3 separate regions of the Mus musculus genome follow, and all the other regions are linked to region 1. A link is a loop called in an ENCODE intact Hi-C map of the cell type or tissue named here. Cell type or tissue: left cerebral cortex. All regions are shown on one strand.

The links. Hi-C counts contacts between places; a loop is a spot of excess contacts. Peaks named below come from ENCODE experiments on the same cell type or tissue, not always from the same donor. Only the 100,000 strongest peaks of a DNase experiment are listed, where the experiment ranks them.
Region 2: it touches region 1 in a loop (4-fold over the local background); 20 of 42 quality-filtered maps call a loop at or near these places.
Region 3: a loop joins it to region 1, with 4 times the contacts of the local background. A loop is called at or near these places in 24 of 42 quality-filtered maps.

What each region holds. Positions count from the first base shown.
Region 1 is chr6:51,172,642-51,177,641 of GRCm38, reverse strand. No RefSeq gene overlaps it. Among named protein-coding and RNA genes, the nearest start is that of Gm32328, 8.7 kb to the right of the region's middle. In left cerebral cortex, no CTCF peak of the experiment used is centred here; DNase peaks (open chromatin) are centred at 2,110, 2,520, 4,159, 4,606 and 1 more place.
Region 2 is chr6:52,238,631-52,243,630 of GRCm38, reverse strand. Hoxa11 (homeobox A11) reads left to right here. Exons shown (of 2, transcript NM_010450.3): 2 at 39-1,526. The coding sequence ends at 271. It overlaps LOC115490410 (a long non-coding RNA gene), which reads right to left and starts at 396. Exons shown (of 2, transcript XR_003956437.1): 1 at 310-396; 2 at 1-189. It also overlaps a transcript of Hoxa10 not described here. In left cerebral cortex, a CTCF peak has its summit at 3,080 (motif pointing right); a DNase peak (open chromatin) is centred at 3,087.
Region 3 is chr6:52,208,706-52,213,705 of GRCm38, reverse strand. Hoxa3 (homeobox A3) reads left to right here and starts at 639. Exons shown (of 5, transcript NM_010452.3): 1 at 639-666. It overlaps Hoxaas3 (Hoxa cluster antisense RNA 3), which reads right to left. Exons shown (of 3, transcript NR_015611.2): 2 at 1,219-1,320; 3 at 109-673. In left cerebral cortex, a CTCF peak has its summit at 1,983; a DNase peak (open chromatin) is centred at 1,949.

The DNA.
Region 1 (5,000 bases):
TTGTTTTGATCTATTGCCTTAATGAAGTGAAAAATCCTGCAAAGTTCCCTGCTAATTATACTGCCTTCTCAGGTTCCTCTATTTCGGCTCAGTGTGAACATTGGAGTGCTTGGTGTAATTTTCAACTACAGTTTCTCTTAATAATTTCCTTTTTTCTGTGGATGGTGAGAACAGACCTTTTGTTTATTTACTTATTTATTTTATTCTTAGAATTTACTTGATTATTTGAAGACGGGGTTTCCCTGTATAGTTCAGGCTAATCTCCAATTCTTGATCCTTCTGTTCCATGCACCCCAGAACTGGAATCTCACAGGCATGCACCACACCTGGCCAGACTTGCAGTGTTATCTCTATTATTAAAATTAGTGATTCAACAACGTGCACCCAAAATTTAGTATTCCATTTGCTAGCATTCAGACTCCTGAGCATCAGTGGGCCCCGGATCAGAATCAAACTGTAAGGAAACTGTTTTCACATTTTGAATCGTGTGTGGTTGTGTTATTCTGAGGCAAAAATATAATCTAAGCTGTAGGTACAGGGTGGGCCAGGTCTTCTCTTCTTAGAAAAGACCTTCTCTTTAAGGCCTTCTCCCCTGCAGTAACTTCTCACCCTAATAAATTAAATGTGGCCACCGTGTGGTCCATTAGCTTGAAGTGTGAGGTGATGGCTCCTGTCAGAGGTGGCTGGCCCACTACAAACCCTTAAATATTCCTACAGATAATAAATATCTGCTCAAGGAACGGATGTAAATAATAGGTTCCTATTCCTTTAAAAGAAAAGAAAAAAAAAAAAAAACCAAACCTTTGTACCACAGCAATGAATAAAGGCACCTCAGAGCTGAGTCCCCTCAAAATGGAGAACCAGATCTTGAGAATTCTTGATCCAAGTGCAGGCCTCTGGCTCAGCAGGAACCTGAGCCAAAGTGTGAAACTCGCCCAGGTCTTCAGGAATGTAAACACATTTACATTTTTGTTTTGACGTTTACATTTACTTTAAATGTAAAAAGAAAAAGTCACATTTTTTTTTTTTTGGTTTGGATAGACCAGGATCCTCCCAAAAGAGCACTGGTTGTTAGTGAATCATTTTAATTCCAAAGAATATTTACCAGCAATTGGCCATGCAGGGCTGGGATTGAACAAACAAACCAAGAAACCAAGAAACCCGATGGTTTTCTGCAAGCCTGCACGCCGGGCTCAGGGGTTTCTGGGTCTTGGCTCTCCAGGCTTCTTAGCAGCCTTCACACCTGACCCAGGGACCGAGACAGCGTTGCATTGCTGCAGCTGCATCGCTGGAGTATATGCACCACAGGGCTGGTGGATCATTGCAGAAACCAAAACCAAAGCACAAGCAGAGAGATCTGACACCTGGGACAGATGTGACTGAAAATCTCTTCAAATTTGTCATTGTTTTTTTTTTTCTTTTTTCCTTTTTTCCTTTTGCTTTTGATCCTTATGTTTCAGTAGAACATGCAGTAGGTCTTCTCTTTACAGTCCCTTGTCCTCTGTCCCTTGTTGGTAGATCAAGAATATTCTATTTTGGAGACCAGATTAGTTTTCACTTGTGGGGGGAAGGGAGTGGAGAGGAACAATTTTTCAAGCCCCCACATACCAGGATTTAACGCTATTACTAGCTGCTGATGTAATATTGAAAACCGTTAACATTTTGTTTAGAGTTATTTTTTTTTCCCAAGGTGGAAACGTAGTCCTTTGGGTCTGAGCCTGTAGCATTATAGACAATCACATCACCTTCTCTTTTGAGGACAAAAGAATATCTACACGTGTGACAAAGTAATTATTTATCGGAGATAACAAACGCTTTGATCTCTCTTTTGTCTGTCTTTCTTTTTCTTATTTTTGGATGTACATCTCAGTATCTAATAATATCCAGGGACATTTGCATCCCCTGAATTTTCCAAGGCAAAGAAGGGACTTCACTAAGGTTCAGTAATGGATTCTCCCCTCCATTTTGGTTTTCTTGATCCTTTAGATATTTGTTTTAGGCCAGTCGGCCCACTGCTGTAGTATCTTTGTTAATCGGAGAGGTTTGCTGGTGCATGCAGTAAGTGTAGGGGAGCTATTTGATCTGCACACCTGAGGCGTGTCTAGGGACACAGTCATTCATAGAGGGAAGGATTTGTGCCCTCTCCTGCAAGACTGCCACAATCCCAAGTATCCCATAAGCTAAAGCTCTTTATGCACTCAACACTCAATTTGTCTCAGCTCTCATTTTCTTTCTTTTCTTCCTTTAAGTATTTATTTATTCTTATTATGTAGACCGGGCTGGCTCTGAACTTAGGCATGAGCCTACTCTTAACCCCCCACCCCGTGATGCATGTCTCAGACTTTTGACATGTTTCGTTTTATTTAGCATTTTGTTTAGTCATGTTTTATTTTATTTTAACATTTTATTTAAACAATATGCCTGCTCTGAACACAAGTGTTTAGTCCTAAAACACCTTTAGCTTTTTCCAGATAGTACATCCAGGCCTGGATTCCTCCTCAAGCAAGGAAGGCCAGCGGGGGAATTCAGGGACAACACCCCTAGCATCTATCAATTTCAAGGTATTTGGTTCATTTGCAGACAGCGGCGCGGGTGGATGAGAGGCGCTCTGCTCAGAAAGGCCTGTGGAGAGGTTTTGGCTTGACATTCACTTAGCTTGACACAGCTAAGACTGGGACTTAAAGTGAGCCCCCTGGGGACCTAAGGCAGACCCTTTTCTGGCCCCATCGCTTCTGTGTTCCTCCTCGCGCACCTGGCCAGTCCTGCACAGTGGCCCAGGTCCAGAATTCGCCATCAGGAGACGCAAGCCCGCCTGGGTTTAAACCCGGCTCTGCTACCGGAAGTCATTTGATAAATCTCAGGCTGGCATTTCTAATCTTTGCGGCTCCTCAGTTTTGCAAATCTTTAAACAAGCTGTAACCTCCTTCAAACAGCGCGCCAGACAGACAACCCCCAGGGTCAGACAGAATGCATCTGCACTCCACTTCCTCCAAGGTCAGGCCCGCACCTCTTCCAGCACCTTTCTGTCTGCTGATTCCCGTGCACTCATCCCGCAGCCCAAAACCCAGGAATGTCTCCCACCCTGGAGGCCCAGGTCTGAGCACAGGAGACTCATCGAGCCCCTGGGGGCAGACCAGGGGGAGAGTACCCTCCGGGCAAGATCAGCGAGGTGGGGGTTGGTCGAGTGATTTATGGTGCTTATCAACGTTTTAGGAAGCAGAAATTAACCTGAGGAGGATTAGGCCCCGAGCTTTGAAGTGCGTTGTTTTGTTTTCCTCCCGTCCACTCCCAGGATCAAACAGTTCCTGTTCCTTCCATCGCTCTCCTCCTACTCCGGTTGTCTCTTCTCCCCTCGCCTATGCCCTAACAAGCCCTTTTGCATTGTTTTTCTTAATTTCAAATAGAAATCTTTTGACACTAGCTACCGAGTTCCTGTCAGTGGTCTAGAAACAGAAAGACCCCTCCCCCATCCCTGTCCTCCGGGAATAGTGTTTAACGTTTGAACATCCACTTTCTGTTTGGGAGATCAGAGGTAGCAAATCTGTAACTCTTCTTTTCTTTGGCACTTTCTTCCCATCCAAAGCCCTTAGCCTAGTCCCCCAGGGAGGCTGGCCTTCCCGGGAAGAGGGCTAGGTTGAGGTGCTTGGCCTTCATCTCTGGGCGAGTGCTAACTTCGCTTAGCTCATCACACCTCCGGGTAGTGCGGATTCCTGGATGGTCCTCTTAGCTCTCCAGTCTTCCAGGGCCCGGGACTGTGGGGTGCTCTTTCCACGCTGCTCTTTATTCCCCCCTCCCCGACATTCAAGCTTCCGAGCGGAATCGTCTCCCGCAGTTCTTTCCCGGAGGCGCTAGTTGAAAATGCAATTTCCTTGGGGGGGTGGGGGTGGGGGGAGAGTGGAGAGGCAGGGGGTGTGGTCCGGCTGAGAGTAAAACAGAAACTCGGTTTGTTTGGGGTTCTGAAACCATCCATGTTTTATTGCATCCGCCTCAGAGTCAACTAAGACTTAATGAGCATCCAGGCGGGAAAAGCACAAGGAGATTTGCTCGGTGCTCGGGAGGGGACCTGAGTGAGGGGAGTCTGTTTACTTTCTCTTGCAACTAGAGGTTGCAACATCTTCCCCAAATGGCTCCTTCTAGTGCCGGGGGTATAGACAGGCAAGTCAAAAGGCATCAGGTTTCAGCTCTCTGAGTAATCCAAGATCATTCAGCCAAGAAGACCTTCGAAGTTGGCCCTGTCTACAGCTTGTAATGAAAAGGGTAATCTGTCGTGTAATGAAAAACAGTACCCACAAAACAAACCAGTCTCCGACGGCCTTCCACCTCGCACCACTCTACCCTAAAACCCGCCAGTGACAAATATTACTATCCAGTTCCACCCCCAAAAGAGGAAGCAGTAGATCTTCCTCTTAATAACTTCCCAAAGTGTTACAAATAATAAAAGGGGCGCATAAATCATCGCCCAAGCGACTCAATGCGGACCACGAAGGATTTACTTCTCTTGAGCCTTAGCTTCCAATCGCTCTCTCATTGGTTTATTTCTCGAAGTCCGCCCCCAGATCCATGCTCTTATTGGTCAATATGGCAGGGTGACGAGTAGAAAGGGCGTGGGGTTGGTGGGAGGCTGGATTTTTCCAGTGCGCAAGCGTTCTAGGGTGTGCGGGTGTGATTGACAGCCAGGGGGAAACAAGTGCGCGTGCGTGGATGAGTGAGCCAGTCAGAGACACACAGAGACAGAGACACACAGAGACAGAGACACATAGAAAAAAGAAAGAGGGAGAGGGATGGAGAGAGAAAGAGAGAGAGAGAGAGAGAGAGAGAGAAAGGAAGGGGGGGAGAGAAAGAAAGAAATGAGGTGTAAGGAGAAGGAAGAGAGCTAAGGTGAAAGAGACCTATGGCGAGGTGGTGGGTGCTGACACTGGTGGGGTGCAGTCCTAGCTGCAGGCATTTCCCGCTGAGTCAGATTGTTGTGCCCGGTCCTCCACAGATCCTCTAGGAGGGCC
Region 2 (5,000 bases), 1.1 Mb before region 1:
CTATCGCCCTCTCACTCTTTGCCTCTCTCCTTCCTTAGGTGGCCAACGCACCCGCAAAAAGCGCTGCCCTTATACCAAATACCAGATCCGAGAGCTGGAGCGAGAGTTCTTCTTCAGCGTCTACATCAACAAAGAGAAGCGTCTGCAACTGTCCCGCATGCTCAACCTCACCGACCGTCAAGTCAAAATCTGGTTTCAGAACAGAAGAATGAAGGAAAAAAAGATTAACAGAGACCGGTTACAGTACTACTCAGCTAATCCACTTCTCTAAGGCTCCAGCCTACTGGAATTGGGAGGGGGGCTTCATACATGTGAAATAATATGCAGATTTTGCCCTTGACAAGGTCAAGCCACATTGCGACTTGGAAAAGGGGGGTGATATAGGAGAGAGGAGAGGTTTCCTTATCAGAGATTCGTCCAATAGGAAGGGGGCCTGAAACTCTCTTGGTTCAGATCTCCGTGGTTAAGCTTCCTATTAGTAATTGAATTCTAAGGGTTGTGAATCAACAGAATGAATGGTTTGGGACCCCTGGTGGTTCACTCTTAGAGCCTGCAAAAGCTTTGAGCTGGGTGTGGTCACTGGAGATTGGGCCCCCTGCCAAACCCTAAGGAGGCCACCCGCTCAAGACCCTCTGCACAGAGCCTGCCCACCCCCAGGTCTCCCAAGTCAAGAAACTGTGTGCCCCAAGCCTAGTTCAGCTTGGGGATAGGAGCAGGAGGAAAGGGGATGACTCCTAGAGATTCAGGCTGGGGTTGCTTTCCAAAAGTAATGTGAAAGACAGTTAACCAAAAGGTGGCTGTGAAAAGGGAGAGAGAGTGGGAGGGGGGTGTCCTGGAGGAAGGAGAAACCTATCCAGATGTCATTAATATCATCCCACCACTGATCTGCACCCAAACCTGAGCTCCTAGCAGCCACCTTCTGCAGCCTACCTGGGTTTTCTACCTCCCAATGGTGGTGATGGGTCTTCCATCTCAGAGCTGACTATTCCTAGGGTAGAAGACATTGAAAACTCCAGAGGCTGTGCTGGTTCCTGGCCCCTCAATCTCTACAGGAAATGCCTGCGGAGGGCTACAGTTTGGCAAACTCTTCACCACATTAAGGAAACTTGGATTTGGTGTCTGTCAGGCAGCAGAGCAGCAGGCCTGGCCAGTGGGTCCTTGGCCTTTGGCTGTGAGGGGCTGAAGTTCCCCCCCCCCTCCCAAATCCCTCATTCCTACCCTGCACTCTGTGCTCATCAACTCAGAACTGAGCTTGGAAGCTTCTGGCAATCTTCTAAGAGCCGGAGAGTGATTTGGAGCTATTTTAAAAGATAAATATTATATTATATATATATATTTCCCCGAAGGAACCAAAGCGAATTTTAAGAAGCAATGTAGAGGGGGGGGTGGGGATAATAAAAATATTTAAAGGCTCTATCTGTTTACAGTGTTCCAAGGTTAAACTCGCTCACTGCTAAAATATTTGAATGTATGCTTCATACAGGGATGGTGTTCAAAAGACTGTAAATAAAGAAACCATAACCTACTGTGTTTCAATACTCCTTTCCCTATCCCCATTAGCTGACTTATTTGAGGGTGCTGGGGAGAGTGGTCTGGGGATGGTCTTTTAATCTCTTACAACACTGTGACATTTGGAAAGGGCTGGCATACTGAGAGCCAGACTACTAAGACCTGAGAATGTCCTCTGGGGAGCCAGGCGCTCTCCAAATGAATCTCTTCTGCCTCCCTGCCTTAAGAAATCCCTGGTGGTTCTGTCTGTAGTGAGCGCCTTTGGCCGGCCCTTACTCAACATACATTTCCTATACATTTTAACACAGAGAGAGACAATGGGGCATACCAAGAATAAAAAGGGTAGACATTTGAGTATCGAGTCCTGGTGTGACATTTCTCTCTCCCTGTTCCGCTTTTTCCTGCCAAATGTCTCCCCTCAGCTAGCATCCTTTTAGCAGTAAAAGGGGTGAGTTACCACGCCCCCGAGAGGTGATGGAATCAGGATTGAGCTGCAATTGAAGCTAAGCATAGGAAGCCTGAGGCTATACGTCCTTGTGGAAGGCAGCATATTAGGGATGGGATATGTCAGGGCCTATGGTGTGAGACCTCTCTCCAACTGACCTTAGCTCCGGAGAAGGCCTTGTGGGTAACTGCAATAGCCAATGGCCTAACCCAGGCTAATCTTGCTCACCTCAGGACTGAATAAAAACCCTCTGGGTGTACCTTGTGAGTCCTTTCAGCATGAGAGATCTGGCTCTAGGTACCAAGGCAGAGCTAGGAGTCTCTCGGGAACCTCTAAGAGTGCTTCCTCTCCAGCTTCCTCTCGGTCCCCTTGGGCAAGGAAAGATACGGACTCGGTCTTTGTTTGCTGCCTTTGAACTTCTGCCTTAAATTTGGACATCACCCATAACCTTGAGGGGCAGGGCAGAAAGGACAGAGCCTTTTGTTGCCCACCCCACCCTCTTTCAGCCACCCAGGCAGACCCAAAGCAGCAAAGAGGGTCTCATTTGGAAAGAGACCCTAGGCTCCAAGAGCCTGCCCTGTTTATTTGTTTGTGTGTTTGTCTAGCTGGCGCGACAGGGGTGGAGAAAGCGAGCTTTCTGAAAGGGGAGAGGGACAGACCCTCTAGATGAATGTCTTTGGTTGATCGACAGACACACTGAGAAGCACAAGGGCCCTCCTGGGGGGCGAAAGGGGGCGGGCAGGGAAGCTCGGTTTAGGAAAAGACTTCCTTTGGGATGGTTAAAGATTAACCAAAGTCTCTCAAGTTGCCAGAGTGAGTCTAGCCAGGAGAACTGCTTGCAGGCAGGCGGCGGGCGGGCGCGGGTTTGATTTCTGAGCCCTATAAAAGCCCCATCCTCCGATGGCTGTGACAATGTGGTCGTAAACCCGTCCAGGGCCGGCCAATTTGCATATTTGGAATGCGCCGCTATAAACCCGGCTGGGGTTTTGCAGCAATTTCTTAGATGTAAAAATGAGATCTCAATAGCAGCGGGTTGGGCACATTCTCTTGCTCTTTCTCTGCCCGGCCAGCTTCCTTTTCTGGGCCGCAGGCTGGATCTCCAGCCTCGCCTAGGCTCGCAGCCGCCACGAGATGGCGCACTCCCGATCAATGTCAAAGCCGCCAGGGAGCCCGGAACCCCAGCGAGATTCTTGGCCTTTGTTCGCTTCTGATACTAAGAGCAGCACGGTACGTTATTTCACTTGTCCGGCACCCCTTCGTATTCAAAAAGAGGGGGGGCCCCCGCGCTCAAGAAGTGATTGAGGCTGAAATTTAAAGCAAAGCGCCTTCGTTAGGCCTTTCCGCATCGCGGCGTGGAGAAGCTGCTGCCCCTTGGCAGTGATTTCTGAAATGAGTCAAGGTAAGTGGCCACAAGTTTATCAATTTCGCTGTAGTAGAGGTGGGAATGGGAACGTAGCTGTCGCCTAAGCAAAGCTCCGGGCCATGATTGAGTTTCTGGGGTGATGCCCGTTTGCCACCCTCCAACCCCCGCCGTCCCATCGCTCTCTATGGTTGGAAAGCAGTGGGAGGCCTAAGTGGAAAAGTTGTCGGTTTTAGCTCCGTGTGCCAGCATTTCACCCAAGCTTCTCACCACAGGCGATCTTTTGGTTTTGCTGACATTTTCCGATCTGAATAAGTTAGATATGGTCTGAACCCAGACGAAAGGAACTCAGCTGTGCTGGGATTAAGGCTGTTAGGAGAGGAAAGAGATGGTAGGCTAGGGAAAACAAAGTTTCTCCTTGGAAACAATGGGTGGTCAGCGTCTGTGGCCGTTTGAGCCGGGTTTCTCCTCCACCCCCGGGGCAGCACGCCAGAGGTTACCGATTTTCTCGTAGGTGCAGCCTAGAAGTCTGCCTAGCAGACTAGCGCAAAGCTTTGTTCCCAAAAAAGGCCATTCAAAGAAGTCGCATTTGGTTTTTCTGAGGATGTTGGAGACAGCCCGGTACTGCTGTCTCCAACCGGTATTTGGAATGTAGCATCCCCCTGGTTGGCATTTTCCAACAAAATCCCCTAGCCATTAAAATGAGGAGGGACTTCTCATCGCATATTTTGCAAAATTATACAAAAATATACTGGTAAATATCGTTATATTTGCTTAAATGGCATGGGGGATTAAGTCTGACTCCTTGTTTTTGTAAAAACAAGTTTTAAATAACCAAAGTACTTATATCTTGAAGGCCAGATTTAAAACTCGCGTTTCTCCCATATTTAAAATTTTATTTTAACGTCTTTTTATTTGTTTCTCGAAAAGTTTCTTTCTTTCCCCAAATATACAGTGCCATGGATAAGTAAAAAAGAATTCCATAACGTGTAGATGCTTCCCCTGTTTGCAAGTGTGTGAGCGAAAATTGTGCTTATGAATCACTAGTTTTGTTAAGCATGGGCTCCTAAGCCATGCCAGGAAAAAAAAAGGGCAACCGGAGCAGCCGTGAGGGCCCACTCTGTGAAGTGCAGGCAGTAGGACGGGCACCTTCTTGCACTCCCCATGAGCCTGAGCTGCTTCCAGTGTTAAGGCCAGAACCAGTTCCTTCCCTACAAAACTAATAGCACTGGTACTTCAAAATGTCTGACAAAAGGACGCAATACTTGCCCTGCTAAAGATCGAGGGCCAGCTCAATAGTAGGATTTAGAGGGAAAAATTTTTTTAAATATTTTAAGGACAGATTGAACCTGGTAAACAACAACAAAACAACAAAAAAATCAAACAAACAAAGAGAAAGAAAGAAAAGCCCGCACATTAAATATGGAATGTCAACATTCATAAAGAAAAGCAGAAAAGCAATTTTGCTCATGGAAAAAAATTCTAGTTATTCATAAATATATGAATGGGAGAATTTCTGAAACTGTGTTAATGCTGGACACATTGAAGCTGTGTTCACTTTCCTTCATGAAGCCTCAATCCAGCACTACAGCCCCCTAGATAGCTGAGAACCCCAAAAACATTGAGAATGACTTTTGGGTACAAACAGATTTGTTATTTCATTCTCAGGACCTGGATTTATTTATG
Region 3 (5,000 bases), 1.0 Mb before region 1:
GTGGAAGTAGCTTAGAGCATCCTGAGCTGGGCCCGCGAAGGTCTCCATTCTTATCCCCTGACTAGGCTGGGCCAGTTTCTTAGGACTTTTTTTTTTTTTTTTTTTTTTAAATAAAATCGGACCTAAAAGGGTCTGAAAAACCTGCAGCCCCAAATCGGGACAGACTCGGTGGTAAGATGGCGTCTGTGTAAGAGCCGCCTCCTCTTAGTGATGGGGAAAGGGTCATAAATCCGTTGTTGTTTATGAAAATTTACAACTTTGCAATACAACTTTATGAGTTGTTCGGCCCTTCCATTGGCCGCTGTCGGTCATGTGGATAGGAACCGTGAACATGAACTTTTTTATAATTTCCCTTGCGAGAATAGAGCCGCATTCTTTTGCTCCGCTCCATCCTGCGTGCTTCGGAGCTCTGCCTTGCCAGCCTGCCTGGGCTGCGCTTTGTCCGGCGATGGCGAGCGAGGGGAAGCCGCTGCCAGGCCCAGGCCAGCCGTTGTCGCTGGAGGTGGAGCGCGTCCAGTTCCTGGAGCAGCCGCCGCTGCTTTGCAACTTGCAACCTGGCTAATTTCCTGCGTCCTCTGGCACCAGGAAGGAGGACAATTCGTCTCTTGGGCTGCCGAAGCGACAGCTGTCAGAGAGGCAGAAGCTTCTGGGAGCCGCGGTCTGAAGGTGAGACCTGTGGGAAGGAGACAGGGCAAAGGTGGGTGAGGTACTACAGTGGTAAGAGAGGGCACCAGGAACGACTTTGAAAAGGGGCCTTTTTCACGCTCTTTCAGTACTGTCCTTTCATTTTCAGCCCCAATATACACCACAGTCCAAACACGTCACTCATTCTCACCCACTACCGCCACCACCTACAATCACTCCTTTTCCCTCCTCCCTCAAGGCGGATCAGCCTTCCCTCTGTGGCACAGCGCCTTGGCACGGCGCAGCACCGCTTGGGTCTTCGCCCCCTCCCCCCTCCATTCCCCAGTGACCCTCGGGAAGCCCCAAAGGAAGTCATTTGGCATTCTACTGTTCCCTACTGGCCTCTGGGGTTTGGGATTATTTCATTCGTGACCCAATTGATTCAACTGACTTCCCCAATAGCCAGAGGTAGTTCCCAACCTGGGAACGAGGACGGAGAGGCGAGCAAAGTAGCACGGGCGTTTTGTTAGCTTCGGCACACTGTTTTTTCCTGTGGGGGCTAGGAAAGGAAGCAAACACAGAAACAAAACTTACTAATTCAGAGTTCTCCGATGGTTGCCTGCTTCGTTTGCCCGGTTTTCTGGTTAGAGTGATTTCTCGAGCCCTGGAAGAGGGGCTAGATGCGTGTGTGGAATTCTGTGTTGGAGGAGAGAACCGAGTTAATTGGGTGCTAAGGTGAGGGGGTGATGTTTCCGTGCAGGGGCTGCTGTGTTGACGCAGGTGGAAGGAGCACATCTGAGGTTTCTGAGGGAAGGTTGCAAAATGGTGTCTGGGCAATAGCAGGGTCGCAGTCCCAAGCCACCTAAGTACAGTGGCAGGTTGGTGTCCACGGTCCTCCACCTCCCCGGCTTCCAGCGAGAGGACTACAGCTAGCAGCGAGACAGCACTAAGAGCTGCGGGCCTAGCAATGGCTTTGCATGGCACGGTGGCACCAGTCATGGTGGGTGGGCCTGAAAGCGGGTCTGACCAGGTTAGATTTGCCCCCGGGAGACAGAGCTACCCAAGCATCAGTCGCGAGTTCCCTGGCTATGGTTCTTTTTTGTTTATTTGGTTTTTGGTTGTTGTTGCTGCTGCTGTTTTCCTATCTCAAGATAGTATGTCGGCCTAGGCCAGACAATTAAGAAGGACGTGTAGATGCTTGGAATGTTTGCCGCCGGACAGCTCTGTGGATGCGCCCCGGGCAGGGGCAGATAAAGCGCCGCATTTGCCTCCTAGGGCCGCTGGCTGCCTGACTGCGGCTGCCGCAGGCGGATTATTTATTGCGACCGAACAGGGAGCTCGCTGCTGCCACGCTGTGGCCGTCGCCGGGACCGGCGCCAGCAGCGTCCCGCCTCTTTGAGCCTGGCGCGACTGCTGTACGGGCCCCTCAGAATCCCCAGAAGCAGGGGAAGGGGGGCACAAAAGGGGACCTGAGGGGCAGTCTCCAAGGGTTTATTTGGCTGTGAAATCTTCTTGCTTCGGCTACCCATGACAGAAAGCTCAGCCGCTGGAATAGATTCGGGTCCTTCCCTCTCCCCTAACCCAGCACCATGGAGACTGTTTGTACAGGCCGCCTGGCTGGTCATGGCTGCTTCTGTCCAAACTGCGCGTCCCAAAGGCGTCCTGAGGGCTCACGCCAGTTGGGGAACGCTTTGGCTTTGGGATTCTGACATCGGAGAGACCATTTGTAGTTCCGAGGCCTGCTGACCTGACTGGCCCTGAGGATTGGCTATGGCATGGAAGGCAGCTCCAGGAGAGGGCTGGTAACTGACAGAGGCCCACACCTGTGTGCTTTGGGTTCTGGCCTAGAGATTTGACTGGATGGAGGTGGACCTTCTGGGTCTTCCCACACACCTGCAAGCCAGGCTCCAGGCTGGCAGAAGTGGAGGGGCTCAATGGGCAGCCAGGGAAAGGGCAAAACTGTGTGACCCTACTGCCATCTTACCCTCTTTGAAGAGAAGATAAAAGGTAAGTTTTCTGTGTGGCTGTGAGCTAGCAGAGTCCTGCGGTGATTATTCTCATCATCTCAGGATGAGGCTCTATTGAAGGTGTGGAGTTCCTGGTCTCCACTCTGTCAGGACGCGCTCTCTCTCCATATATATATTATACATATGTTTATATACATGTATATGGAAGAATAGATAGATTGACTGCTAACTTAAATGCACACTAGCCTGGGCTTACATGTTAAGATTTCAACTTAATATTTTTTCCACCTTAATGTTTACAGAAGCTAGAAATACATTTTCTGGCTTCTAGGTGAGAAAACAAATTCTTTTATTGGCTGAGACAATTAAGTCTAAAATTCAGATCAAACCATAGCAATAATGGTGGCAAGCTGTCATCAGCTCCAACTCTGTGTGAGACAGAGCTGCGTCAAAGAGAACTGATAGATGTGAACAATTAGCACCTGGGAAATGGCTACTTTCATTTCCAACAGTATTGCTGGAAATAATTGTTATCTGATTGTTTGTTGTTTAAGAACCAATAACTCAAACTTATTTTCTTCAAACAGCCTTTTAAGAAAAAAAAAATCCACCTTTCTTTTCTTCCTGAGTTATTCATTTCCCACATATTGCATCCTCTCTGTGAGAAACGTAAAATTTTATTCTCTCCTGAACAGCTCATTTATATACAAAGGAAAAAAAAACTTTCTTGGGTTGGAGAGATAAAGACGTTAAACACAAGGCCTGTGGTACAGCCTTCCTTTGGTGTGCCTTCACGGGCTCTCTGGAGGCCGATCTTAGGCAAGTCCTTTTTCAATTTTCCTCTTTTGAGGGGAGAAAGGGGGGGGATCGAAAAGCAAGGAAGAGATTAAAGAACTCTGCAATAGATTCCTACGGGACCACTGCCAAGTGTCACCTCCCCCAAGCCCGATCCCCATCAGTTCACAAGGGTCAGGGTTTTACAGATCTTACACACAACCTCCTGAGCCCCAGCTAGATCTCTTAGACACCCACAGAATTGGTTTTTTTTAAGCTAATTCTAGCCCAAACAGTCATAAAAGTGACTTCAAACCGATATCGCGTTTTTCTTTAACAAAATGACCCTGATCCACGTACAGGCAAGCCCGAAACAGGCTTTCCACATCCTGTCTGAGTATCCCCAGGCCTGGGCCGATGGTCAAGGTAATTCAGGATCCTGGAGCAAGTGACAGGGTGACAGATCTGGTTTTAGAGATACTGTAGCAGCAGGAGTAGTTTAGGGTGGGAAGGTAGGGGACAAGTGGGTATGCTTGCGACACGACCGTGCCCATCTCCGTGTGACCTTGAAACCAAGTCCATTAATGATCCTTTGAGTGAAGCTCTGGGCTCCAGAAGCTGCACTCCGTGCCCTGCTCAACCAAGGTCCCCGTGTCTCTCCTGCTTCTGGAATGAGACTGGGAGATACTGTATCCGGTTGTTTTTCCGTAGCTGCACTAAGCAGGTCCAGTAACTTAGGGAGTCCTGGGATGCTTGAAGCTGGGTGAGAGGAGTCATGCCCCACGGATGGCTTTCTGCTCCGGTCTCACAAACACCCTTCTGTAGATCATTTCTTGTGGAAAACCATGAGTTTTAGCCTTTCCTTTCTCTAAGTTCAAAGACAGGATGCAGTGCACAGCCGGTGTAGGTATTTGCTTTAAGCCCACACAGGCACGGACCATTGCAGAAGAACCACACATGGAGGGCGGTACTGAGAAGAAGGGGCTGTAGGAAGGCCCTGGCTTTGGTGTGGGCCTGGTCAGTGAGGATTGATCTTTCAGCTTTAGGGCAGTAAGGCCCAACCTGTAATAAGAATGGGAGGGAATAAGGCGCCCAGGGAACCCCTAAAGCATACAGTTCAAAAGCAGAGCGTGAAGGCCTGGCTTCTCAGAGCCCCTTTTCCCATTCAAGAACCCACACCCATGATTAAGGGAGCACAAGGGGAGGTGTGACCCAGGGTCTGACTGGGACAGGAGGCTCTAAGCAAAACCATCCGTGTCACCACCCCCTGGCTCGGGCTTGTCAGGTTTCCTGTTTGGGGAGGAAACCCAGCAAAACCCATGAAGGCAAAAAAGGAAAGAGCAGGCCTGCTCATTGACCTGGGCACTAGTGCAGAGATTTGCACATCTCTGCCCGGGTCGTGCCCGCCGCTGGCGTTTGGGGATGTGTGGGGGAGAGCGGGGCGGGCAGGCTGTGTGTGCCCATTAATCTGCCGGGCGGGCGGCGGGCGGGCGGGCTGGGGGCTGTTTGTAACTTTGCTGCCTCGGTCGCCGCGGTCCCCGGGGAGCGGGCTCCGGCGCTCTTTCCCATTGGCCGCCGCTGCGTCAGCTGGTGCGATTTGCTGCTGTCGCTTTTGGCGTTCGGCCATCCAGAAAC